2 separate regions of the Mus musculus genome follow, and region 2 is linked to region 1. The links are chromatin contacts, found by Hi-C or POLR2A ChIA-PET in ENCODE. All regions are on one chromosome and are shown on one strand. Each heading gives the region's core, a stretch centred on a gene start or an enhancer-like site at or near the end of the contact. The rest is flanking DNA. Distances are from core to core; before and after follow the strand shown.

The links. A loop is a pair of places that touch in the nucleus more often than their neighbours do. ChIA-PET counts read pairs that join two places held with the same protein, here RNA polymerase II (POLR2A).
Region 2: a loop to region 1 is called in a map of T-helper 1 cell, with 2.2 times the contacts of the local background. The contact joins the enhancer-like site here to the promoter of Hunk in region 1. A Hi-C loop is called at or near these places in 19 of 37 maps with a recorded cell type or tissue (Patski, T-helper 1 cell, T-helper 17 cell and 5 more). POLR2A ChIA-PET finds 5 or more read pairs at or near these places in 1 of 5 experiments (Patski).

What each region holds. Positions count from the first base shown.
Region 1 is chr16:90,383,298-90,388,398 of GRCm38, reverse strand. Hunk (hormonally upregulated Neu-associated kinase) reads right to left here and starts at 2,002. Exons shown (of 11, transcript NM_015755.2): 1 at 1,683-2,002. The coding sequence starts at 1,943.
Region 2 is chr16:90,702,430-90,707,543 of GRCm38, reverse strand. No RefSeq gene overlaps it. Among named protein-coding and RNA genes, the nearest start is that of Gm46569, 7.0 kb to the left of the region's middle. Within about 2 kb of position 3,068, at least 1 of the 3 ENCODE cell types and tissues checked has a DNase peak (open chromatin) inside an H3K27ac peak, as active enhancers do; it is heart, where a contact is called at or near this core.

The DNA.
Region 1 (5,101 bases), core at 753-3,252:
GGAGTCCAGAACTGAATCAGGGCTGAACCCTGAATACCCCAGGCAGTGCAGCCAAGGACAAAAGTATTATCCCATGGGGCAAAACTGCCCTAGTGAGGAGCTGAGGTCCAGCCCAACATGGCAAAAAGCTCTAAGAAGTTCTGATCTCTTTAGAGAGGTGATGTGCATAGCCAGACTAAATCCTCTAGATTTTGAGAGCAAAGTCCTTCGCCTCTCCCTGCCAGAACAGAAATGAGCTCCCTGAAATCAGTCTGCATCACTGATGTGTGTCCGGCAGACAGCCCACTGCGCACCAAAAAGTAAATAAATATTCCCTTACTCCACTGAGAACAACTAGGACGGGTCTAAAGAGTTTCTCCTTTGAAGAGCTAATGTGAGTTCATACTGAATGCTGGGTTTTTTTTGTTTGTTTGTTTTTTGTTTTTGTTTTTGTTTTTTTGTTTTTTGTGGGTGTTTTTTTTTTTTTTTTTTTTTTTTTTGCTTGGAAATTCGGGCAAGAGACACTTGAAAATGACTGCTCGGTCTAACCCTGCTTACCCAGTATAAAGGGGCACCCCACTTGGAATGGCTACAGAAAAAGAAGATAAAGTCAAAGGGTGATGGAACCCAGTGCTCAAATGTAGGGGTTTCCAGGACAACAGAAACCAAGAGGAAATCAAAGGTATCCAGAGGCTAGAAAATGACTAGTGTGGTGGCCCTGGCCTGTCACCAGACTTCTCACAGTTCATCACTGTCACAAACCCCTAGGCTGGGCAAGGAAACCCAGAGCAGCAGGCCCGAGGGCTTGGCCCTTGGGCTATTTGCTGCTAGGACCGGCTGAGTTCCCCTCCTCCGCCCGCGCGGACAACCCCCAGCCTGGGTGATTAGAGTATTGGGTCCCTACAAAGATACCAGTTTGGCAGCCCAGAGCAATTCCCTGCCTGAGGCCACCCAGCCTCAAAAGTAAGTCAGCTTCTTGGGTTTCTTTTCACAAATCTAAGTTAACACCTGAGATCTGCCCGCACCCGGCCTGGCAAGAGTTCACTCTCTCACTTCTAATTAGGTCGAAGTAGAGTCCCTCCGGGTGTGGGGGAGGGGCCCCTTTCCTTTACTGTCTTCTAGAAAGATGAAAAGGTATCTGCAAACTTCTAGAGTCCAGGGCCTGTGTAGTTCTGCACCTGCCAAAAGCAGGATCGTTACTCCAACAGTTGCCCCAGCCCACACGGGGGGAGAGGGGAGCTTACAGGGCCCCAACTCCCCTCCACGTCCTCGCCTGAGCCCAGGAGGGATGAAACTCTAAGCAACCTCAGACTGGCTGCCTTGCTCTCCCGCCGCCGCACATTCCACAGGCAAAGCTGAACCCCAGCCTGGATCTAGTTCCCGCCTCTGCACTGATCCATGCCCCTACCGCAGGACCCTCCACCGCCACCTCTCCCCTCCCTTCCCTGGCGTCCGCCAGGCGGCACCCTTCCAAAACAAAACAGAAAGACGGTGCGGGGTAGCTTCGCGGGTACATCTATCTGCCCGGGTACCCCACCCCACGAACGTGAGCCCATCACCACCATCATCCATCAGTAGGTGCCCGGTGGCCCACTAGGAGAGCCTGAGCGTGCGTCTAGCCACACTGGGTTGGAGAGCCAGGCTGAGTGCTCGCGGGACAGTGCTCCCGGGTCCTCCCGCCAGGCCCGCGCACCCCAGCTCACCTTTTCTCCCGTCAGCACGTGCAGCCCCTCGCGCACCTTGGCGAAGGAGCCCTCTCCCAGCTTCCTGCTGCCGATGAGGTAGTTGCCCACGCGCTTGTGGTGCTGGAAGTCCCGGAGCCGCTCGCGGGACACGCCGCTCACCCAGGCGGGCAGGAAACTTCCCTCGCAGGCCGCCGCCGGCCTGGTCGTGTCCTCCGCGCCTCCATCGCCCCCCGGTGCCGCCGGCTCGCCCAAGAGCCCGTCCCCCGCCGCTGCCGGCATCGCGCTCGCTCGGCTCCCGCGCTCGCAGCCGCTCCTCCTCCGGCTCCCGGGGCTGCCCTGGCTCCTCCTGCCGCCGCCCTGGACCCGGCCCCGCCCGGCCCGGGTCTCTGTGCTCACGCCCCCCGCGCCTCTGTGCTAGCGCCGCGCGCAGACAATAGCTGGCGACCGGGCGACCGGGGACCCGCCCCCGAGAAGTTCGTCCTCCGAGGATCGATCGCCCAGATCGCGCCCGCGGTCCCGTCTGGTGCCCCGATCGGCTGTGAGAGGGAACAGCGGCTGCTGGTCCGAGAGGGGCACAGTCCGGTGGCGGAGTCCCCCAAGCCCGGGCGCCGCCGCCCTCTGGCCCGCCGGGTCCTCAGCGGTGCTCCCCGGGGCCGCTCCCGCCGGAGAGGAGCGCGCGGCGGGCTGCAGGCGCCCTCTGGAAGGCAGCAGAAGAAAGCCCCATTCAGTTTGAATTTGCAGAAATTTAATCCGCTCGCGGGCGGCGGGGACAGAAGCGAGCTCCACTCCGCAGCTTGAGCACTTTCAAATCCCTCGTAGCCCCTCCTTCCTTCCCCGCGCGCAACAGCCGAACTCGACCCTCGCTGGAGAGGGGAGGGGAAGGGAGCGGCGGAGTGGGCGGCGAAGCCACCTGAGCGCCAGACAGGGGGACCCCGCGCGGCCGCGTAGACGCGCGCTCCTGGGCTGCCCAAGACCTGCTGCCTCCCGGGGTGCGGATCGCGCAGGTTCTGAGCTTGAGCTTTCTGGCCCTTTCGAGAGTGAATGTCCTCACCAACAGCACCCACCATAGGCAGGGGAAAGAGAAAGAGAAGCTTTGGACTGTAGCAGAGTTGGATACCCAACCCAGAACCTGGCACACAGTAGGGACTATGGAAGATGGGTGGGTGGGTACCTAGCAGGCTATGTGTCGGGGCTCGCACACATACTCGATTGCTGTTGTCCGTGGAGAAGCAGCCGCCACAGCTAACAGTAGTGGCGGCAGCGTAGGAACCAGGGCGTTTGCTGCTTGTGCGCGTTCGTTTGCCCCCTCTCTGCTTTCCTTAGAGATGATGTATTGCAGGGTGAGCCGGACCGGACCGGACCGGAGCCTCACTGCTCCTGAATGCTTTTATTCTGCGGGCTCTGTGAGTGCACTGATTTCACCTAAACAATAAACATAAACAGCCTGAGACACCTACCCATTATTCTCCAGGATCCCCAATATATTCCTGAAGCGAAATGAGAGACACACACACACAAAAAGGATGCGGAGAGGGCTTTCCAAAATGCGACCTGTTGAGGTGCCCGCGTCTAATGCAAATTTAACCTCTGATCACACATCATCTGAGCTCAAAGGGAGGATTCGGTCCTAACAAAGTTCATTTCATTGTTTACCCCGCAGTAAACAGTTATGACATCATCGATCCACATTTATGCTCTGAGGTGGGGGAGGGGACACAGCTGTCACCCATCCAGTCTTGGGGCGGGGAAGATCCCTTTCCTGGCCTATCTAGAAAGTAACCCCCAAAATGACCGTTTTTCAAGTTCAGGCATCTGTTGGTTTGAACCACGCATAAGCTGTGAGTCTCCACCCTTGCTATTATGACCGAGTCTAGTCTTGTCTTGGGTTGGGGTCTCATTGCTCTGGATTTCCTACGTTAAAGACAAGCTTTCCACTGCTTTCTTGCTGTACTTGAGGGACGCCTTAGCTCCTACAGTTTCTGCAGGGCTCATCCAAACATTTTCACGTTTCTAATTCAGTAATTGAATTTTTTAAAGGCAGGAAGTGGGGAGAGGGAGAAGATGCTAGGTTCAAAGTGTGGGGAGAATAAAGCCCATTTTGGGGGTGAAGCCCATTTCCTTCAGGAAAGGATTTAAAGTTTCCCAATATTGCATTAATTAAATTTTAGGAAATTAGCTCTTTGTGAAAATTTAGAGATTCATTTGTTGCAATTTAAGGCAAATCCCAGAGAGTACTCATCGTTTAAGGGGGAGGAGGGGGAGGGTGGGGGGAAGGCAGGGGACGGTGCTTCATAAGTAGTGGAAGTCACTTATGATAAAATAGTGACTTTCTTTCCTCTTAATGTTTTGATTATACCCTCCCAGGGTAGAGGTCAGGAAATGGGTGAAGAAGAGAGAAAACACAGGCCCCTTAAATCTTCAAGCCTCCTGCTATCTGGGTCTGGTCCAAGCACACTGCTGATTCTATTGGCTGGGATGGATGCCAAAGGGAAAGAGAAGTTCAAATCCTACCCCTGCCTGAGCTTAGTAACTGGTTTTTGAATTACAGTTTCTACTGTCTAAAGTGGCCTTGCTCAATAAGGCCAGAGCTTCATTTCATAAGACGAATAAGCACACGAGATACTGGATCACTCTCCCAGGAGGAATTCTAGAAGTACAGGGCAGAGGACCAGTCACCTGCCATTGAAGAGCCTCTACTAACCCCCAACCCACCCCCTGCAAGCTTGTAGGGTTCCTCTAGGCGTTACAGGTTATCTGTCTTTGGAATAGAGAGATGGCTCAATGGTTAAGAGCATACACAGCTCTTCCAGAGGACCAGAGTTCAATTCCCAGAATTTATATTAATTTGCTTGCAATGGCCTGTAACTCCAGGCTCAGGGGATCAAAGGCTCTTTTCTAGTCTCCAAAGGCACCTGCACTCAGATGCACATCACATCACATCAGAGAGAGAGAGAGAGAGAGAGAGAGAGAGAGAGAGAGAGAGAGAGTTTCCAACTGCTGCTTCTGGGTGGTTTTCACCCAACATATGTGTTCCATTAGAAGAAGTCCTTCCCAACCAACGAGCTGCCATAGATGATGGACCCTCGGTTCTTCTCAGGGCATTCCACTCAGCTTCGCATCTGCCTTCTATCCTCCATGTTGCTTACTGGCTGTCTTTCTTTTTAGACTCAGTGGACAGGGGCTGTGCCTGTTTGGTTTGCATTTTGCCCTTTCGGTACCCAGCATAGTGTCTGAGCTGCAGACCTGTCTAAAGAGTATTTGTTGACTGAGTGCAAAAAGGCAATCAGTTCCAGAGTGTCCAGTGACAGTTTCTTGCTTGAGGACAGCAAGACCCCCATCTGCCCTCAGTTTGATGTTACAAATGACTTTCTAAAGGTACTGCTACAGTGTTGCCTTTGGGGACTCAGCCGATTTAATCATTTATCAAAGAGAGGCCA
Region 2 (5,114 bases), core at 1,819-4,318, 320 kb before region 1:
ATATGAACCCCAAGAAGCCAGACACAACCACTAAGAGTATTGGGTGAGCATCCTTCCACAGTTGCCCATGCGCTTTATTTACAGACAATTAGAAAAGGCAGCTGGCTGCATTTTCTGTACTGCGTTATGGACAGTTCTCCGTCTCACCCAATATACCCTAGCTGTCCGCGGGCCGCAGTGGCATTTCATAGTATCGTACAGTTCTACAAACTGAACTCCCAGCATCAGGCTTCTGGCTCCTCTCAAACCATTCCTGCCACGAGTGAGGATGCATGCTCATGCTGGAGTATACACGGACGGTCGGGTTGCGTGGGTTTGGAGGCGTCCCGCCATTGCTCACTCTGGTTTTGTTTATGGTTTGCTGGTGGGATGGACACACAATAAAAGGCAAAGGAGACACGTGCTCCTAATTGTCCTTCAGACAGGACCCTAAGCGACGGCTCCAAACTCCCTGCCAAGTTTTCTTACTTGTCACGTTGCAACAGTTAGAAGAAATGAAGCCAGTTTGTTGGATTGATTACTGAAGGTGTGTGTGTGTGTGTGTGTGTGTGTGTGTGAGAGAGAGAGAGAGAGAGAGAGAGAGAGAGAGAGAGAGAGAGAGAAATAGAGAGAGAGAGAGAGAGAGCAGTTATAAGGCAACTTATTTCTATTAGGATTTGTTATTTTCTTTTCAAAATGATGTTAACAATTCTATGAAAGACAGACTCTCTATTTATTTGTTTGTTTGAACCAATCAGTAAGTCATGGGAATTCAAGGTTCTTGAATGAGCACTTCTGGGGAGATGTTATTAGGAAGGTTTGGGGTTCATCAAACAGCTTGTCTGTCTTCTGATGGTCACAAATGGAAGTCAGGGGAGCAAGTGGCTTGCAAAGGTCCCCTTGGAGGGGGTGCCATTGAGCTTGCTGTATGATGGTGGTGATGGGTGGTCTGCTGGCTCTTTTCCCTCTCCCCACGACCCTGGAGGAGTCTGTGCTAAGGGCAGCCCTCAGACTGTAGTGAGTGTCAGGTCTGATGCTGTCCAGCCCTAGAGACAAAGGCCAGCTAGCTGTCAAGATAAAAACAGCTGTTGGAAGTGGAGTCTGGGAAAATATTCCAGTAAAGAATCCTGGGAATTCTCGTCTTACACGGGGGGAGGTCTGGAGGGGGTGATAAGAAGGGGAAAGAAGGCAGCCTGTACTAAACCCCAGGAGACAGCTGTATAGCTGGAACTTCCTCTATTCCAAGTACCTGTGCCTTCTCAGTGCAATGAGAAAATCATGGAGGAAATACCATAGACCACATATAAAGGGGGCTGATGTTTTGCTTCCTTCCAATGCCCCTCATGAGCTATCAGTGTCTGATTTGAGTGCTAGGACATGCTGGGGCACCATCTCTATGGTGCCCCTGGGAGTGAGTGCCTCAGTATGCACACATTGGGATAGGTTCTGAGGAACCCTCTTTTTTAGTTCTGCTGAGCACAGAAGAGATCAGCCTGAGTAGAGGTTACCCTCACCAAGTACAGAAATAGCCATTGTTGAGTCCAGAGAGAGGAAGCCATGAACTATACCGGTAAGCCATGGGAGATCTGACACTACCGGCTTGCCAGCAGGAAAGCTTGTAGGACTTTCACAGTTCTTAAGGCCTCAAAGTCAAATGGTATCTCTTCCCATCCATGTAGGAAAGTATTTTGAGTTAAAAGGAGCTAGAAATCCAAATTAACAGAGACAAGAATTTTTGAGCTTTTCTAAAAGATAAAGAGAATATATTTTACTTTCCTGACAAGGTTAAAAAAAAAATGAGCTCAAAGTCCAGGGAGATGGTTCTGGGGGTAGAGGCACTTTTGGCTGTGCGAGTCTGGTGACCTGGGTTAGAGCTCCAGAAACCATACAAAGGATGAGAGGGAATGATCTGCAAGGCCGTGCTCTGGGTGAGAGGAGCCCTGTTGAGAGAAGGAAGGCATCTGTCAGGCCAGGGTGAGCTGGTATGATGGTTTGTGTATGCTTGGGCTAGGGAGTGGCACTATTAGGAGGTGTGGCCTTGTTGGAGTTGGTGTGTTAATGTGGGCGTGGGTCTAGTATCCAAGTCCTAGCTGCCCGGAAGTGACTCTTCCACTAGCTGCCTTCAGGTGAAGCTGTTGAACTCTCAGCTCCTCCTGCACCATATTAGCCCGGATGCTGCCCTGCTCCTGCCTTGATGATAATGGACTGAACCTCTGAACCTGTAAGCCAGCCCCAATTAAATGTCCTTTATAAGACTTGCCTTGGTCATGGTGTCTGCTCACAGCAGTAAAACCCTAACTAAGACAGTTGGCGTTTGATGGGGCAGAAACAAGACTATTCTGCTGGAGCAGAGAAGGTCAGGGAGCCGTTCCTTCACTGGGGACGGCTGCCTCACGGTCATTCAAAGATCTTGAGTGATTCTAAGTTTGCCGTGATGCTCACCATGAATCTGTACCGAACGAAGCGCTTCCACTAAGTTTGGAACCATGTTGGTGACAGCCTGGAGAAAGGATTGGGATTAGGAGTCACCTGCTAGCACTGATCAAGGGCTCAAAAAAGGCTTCTAGCATCTGCCTAGAGGGGGGTGGGCAGTGAAAGCAGTCTGTCCTTCAGTAAGGAGAACCTGGAGAGACACCAGTGATAGCAGCCTCTTGCCTTGGCTTCGTTGTGTTAGGTGGCAAGTCATAAAGAGAGGGGTGTTCAGTTTGTTCTCCAGTGTGACTGGTCTGATGAGAGATAGACATCCCATTTGTGGGTGTGGAGGGGTAGAGGTCAGGGTTCTGATTGGAACTTCCTGAACTCCAGCTTTCGGGGCTTTGGGTGGCAGGCGGGGGAGGGGCCCATGTCAGTTTCTTATGGGGAAGAGCTAGTGACTCATCAAAGATTAATGATCATGAGGGGAGGGAGGGTGGGAGAGAAGGATGATGTGGATACAGAGAGAGCAGGAAAGGAGGGCGGAGCTGAACCGGCCATGTAGCACCCTCAGTGATTCTCTGAATCGACATCTCCCAGCGGGGTAAATGACGACAGTCCTCGGGCATTTCTTTCCGACCTTCCTTCTCCTTCCCTGCTGCTCCCAGGACTCTTGATTCTTGCCCTGAGACTATGGTAAGAGGAGGGAGGACACCCAGTACTCTGTCAGGCCAAGTGGGAGAGAAGCCAGACTTGTTCAACATCTGTCCCATCAATCTAGACATGATGCTCCTCCCAGAAGCTCCGAGGAAGCTGGAGGAGACAGAGGCAGCCACCCCCGGGTCACAGGAAGGCCTCTGTGAGTGAGACCCCATCAGGGATGAGAGAGATGGGAGGTCCAGTGTCTCAAGGGTAGGGTTGGAGTCTGCAGTGAACCTCGGAGTCTTGGTCAGTCAGGGAGTCTTAACGACAGTGATGCAAGTGATCTTGGGTTTCCTTTGGGGTCACTCCAAAGCAAGGCAGAAAAGGTAGCTTTCTTAGTTTAAAGAAGACTGAAATTCACTGCCCACTGTTTTCTTTCTGTTATTTTCCTAGTTTCTTGATGCCTGTAACCTCCTATTCTCTGGGACTGCTCCCAACAAAGGAAGATCTACATGCTTTGACTGTAAGAGAAACTAGAGAGGGAGAGAGCCATCCAGAGCCCAGACCTCTCTTTCTAGAGAACTGCAAAACTCCGAGGTGGAAGCAGCTGCCAGTCAAAGGTTAAATAAACATCACACAGATGGGAAGAGTTAGAGAGGGCTTGGGAATTTGCTGGGGTCAGAACCATGTCTTAAAGGGCACACAGAGTGAAGCAAAGGGCTCTATGCAGAGACTGGGTTTAGATCTCTAGCCTTGTTAGGACTGGACATAAAAGGAGCAAGATGAAGTGTTTCTGACATTGCTTTCATCCCTCTTCAAGTCCCAGTGGTTTGAACAAGCAGCAAACCCATTGGCATTTGGCTATAAATGGAACGTGTGCCCTCATCCTCAGTTACATTTAAGAGAGCATCACTGAGCACCCCAGCCTGCCTGGTTCTTAGCTCAGCACAAGGCTAGCACCGAGGCTAGTGTCGAGAGAGGAGAGAGCCTCAGTACGAACTCCAGGGCCATCACCCTGGGAACTCAGGCTAGCAGCACCCTGTTGGTCCCCTTTGGCCCCATGGCAGGTGCCTCATCTAAAAGCACAGCAAGCTGGTAAGTGGCTGGCTGTCGTCATCTGCTAGGCTGCCATAGGAAAACGTCATGGACCATGTGACTTGGGTAACAGCCACGTGTTTGCTTGAAGTCCTAGAGGCTTTAAGTCTGAGGCTAAAGGGAACTCATCTGTCTTTGCAGGCTTAGCCATCTTCCCAGCATGTCCTTGTGGAGGTCTGGATTAGAAACATCCCCCATGGTCTCATGTGTGCCAATACTTGGTCCCCTCGCTGGGGTGCTATTTGGAGAGGTCTTGGGACCTTTGGAAGGTGGTGTCTGCTCACCTCATGTTACACATGAGATACTACCTCCAACCCTCTTGCCACGATATAGACTAGAACCCCCAAATCCTGGAAAGGCTCAGAGAAAGGCACTTCCTGACAATCCAGCCACCAGCCTTGGCTGGCATGGCTGCTGCCTTTGGAATTCTGTAGACCTGTACCCAGTGATGGAGTTGGAACAAGAGCCACATGCTCACACACACATGCAATGGCACCCAGGTAGAGATCACAGGACAGCTAGCTGGGGTCAGTTGTCTTCTTCCACCATGTGCATTCCAGGAGTTGAACTCAGGTTGTTAAGCTTGGCAGCAGGCACCTTTACCCACTGAACCAGCTCGCCAGCCCACATGGATGGGTCTTGAAACTTTTACTATATACTTTGAATGTCTTTTTTTGTGACTGAATTATTCACATTTTCTTACCCTGGCCAAAGTCTTATGCCAAATGAATGGTAGAACCAAAGAGAGGAAGACCATGCCTCAGGGGCCCAGTAAGGAGTTAACAGAACCGTAGAAGAAGATAGAAGTGGGTATAACGTGTTTGGAGGGATACCAATTCAAACAGCATGGTCCCAGATCTAGGTCCAGTTGGACCTCAAAGAGGGGACAAGAGGCAAGATATGCTGGCACAGTCGCTCATCCTAACAGATGGGAGAGGGGTGACGGCTATGGTTGGAATGTGGTTTGTTCTCCAAATCTGTGTGCT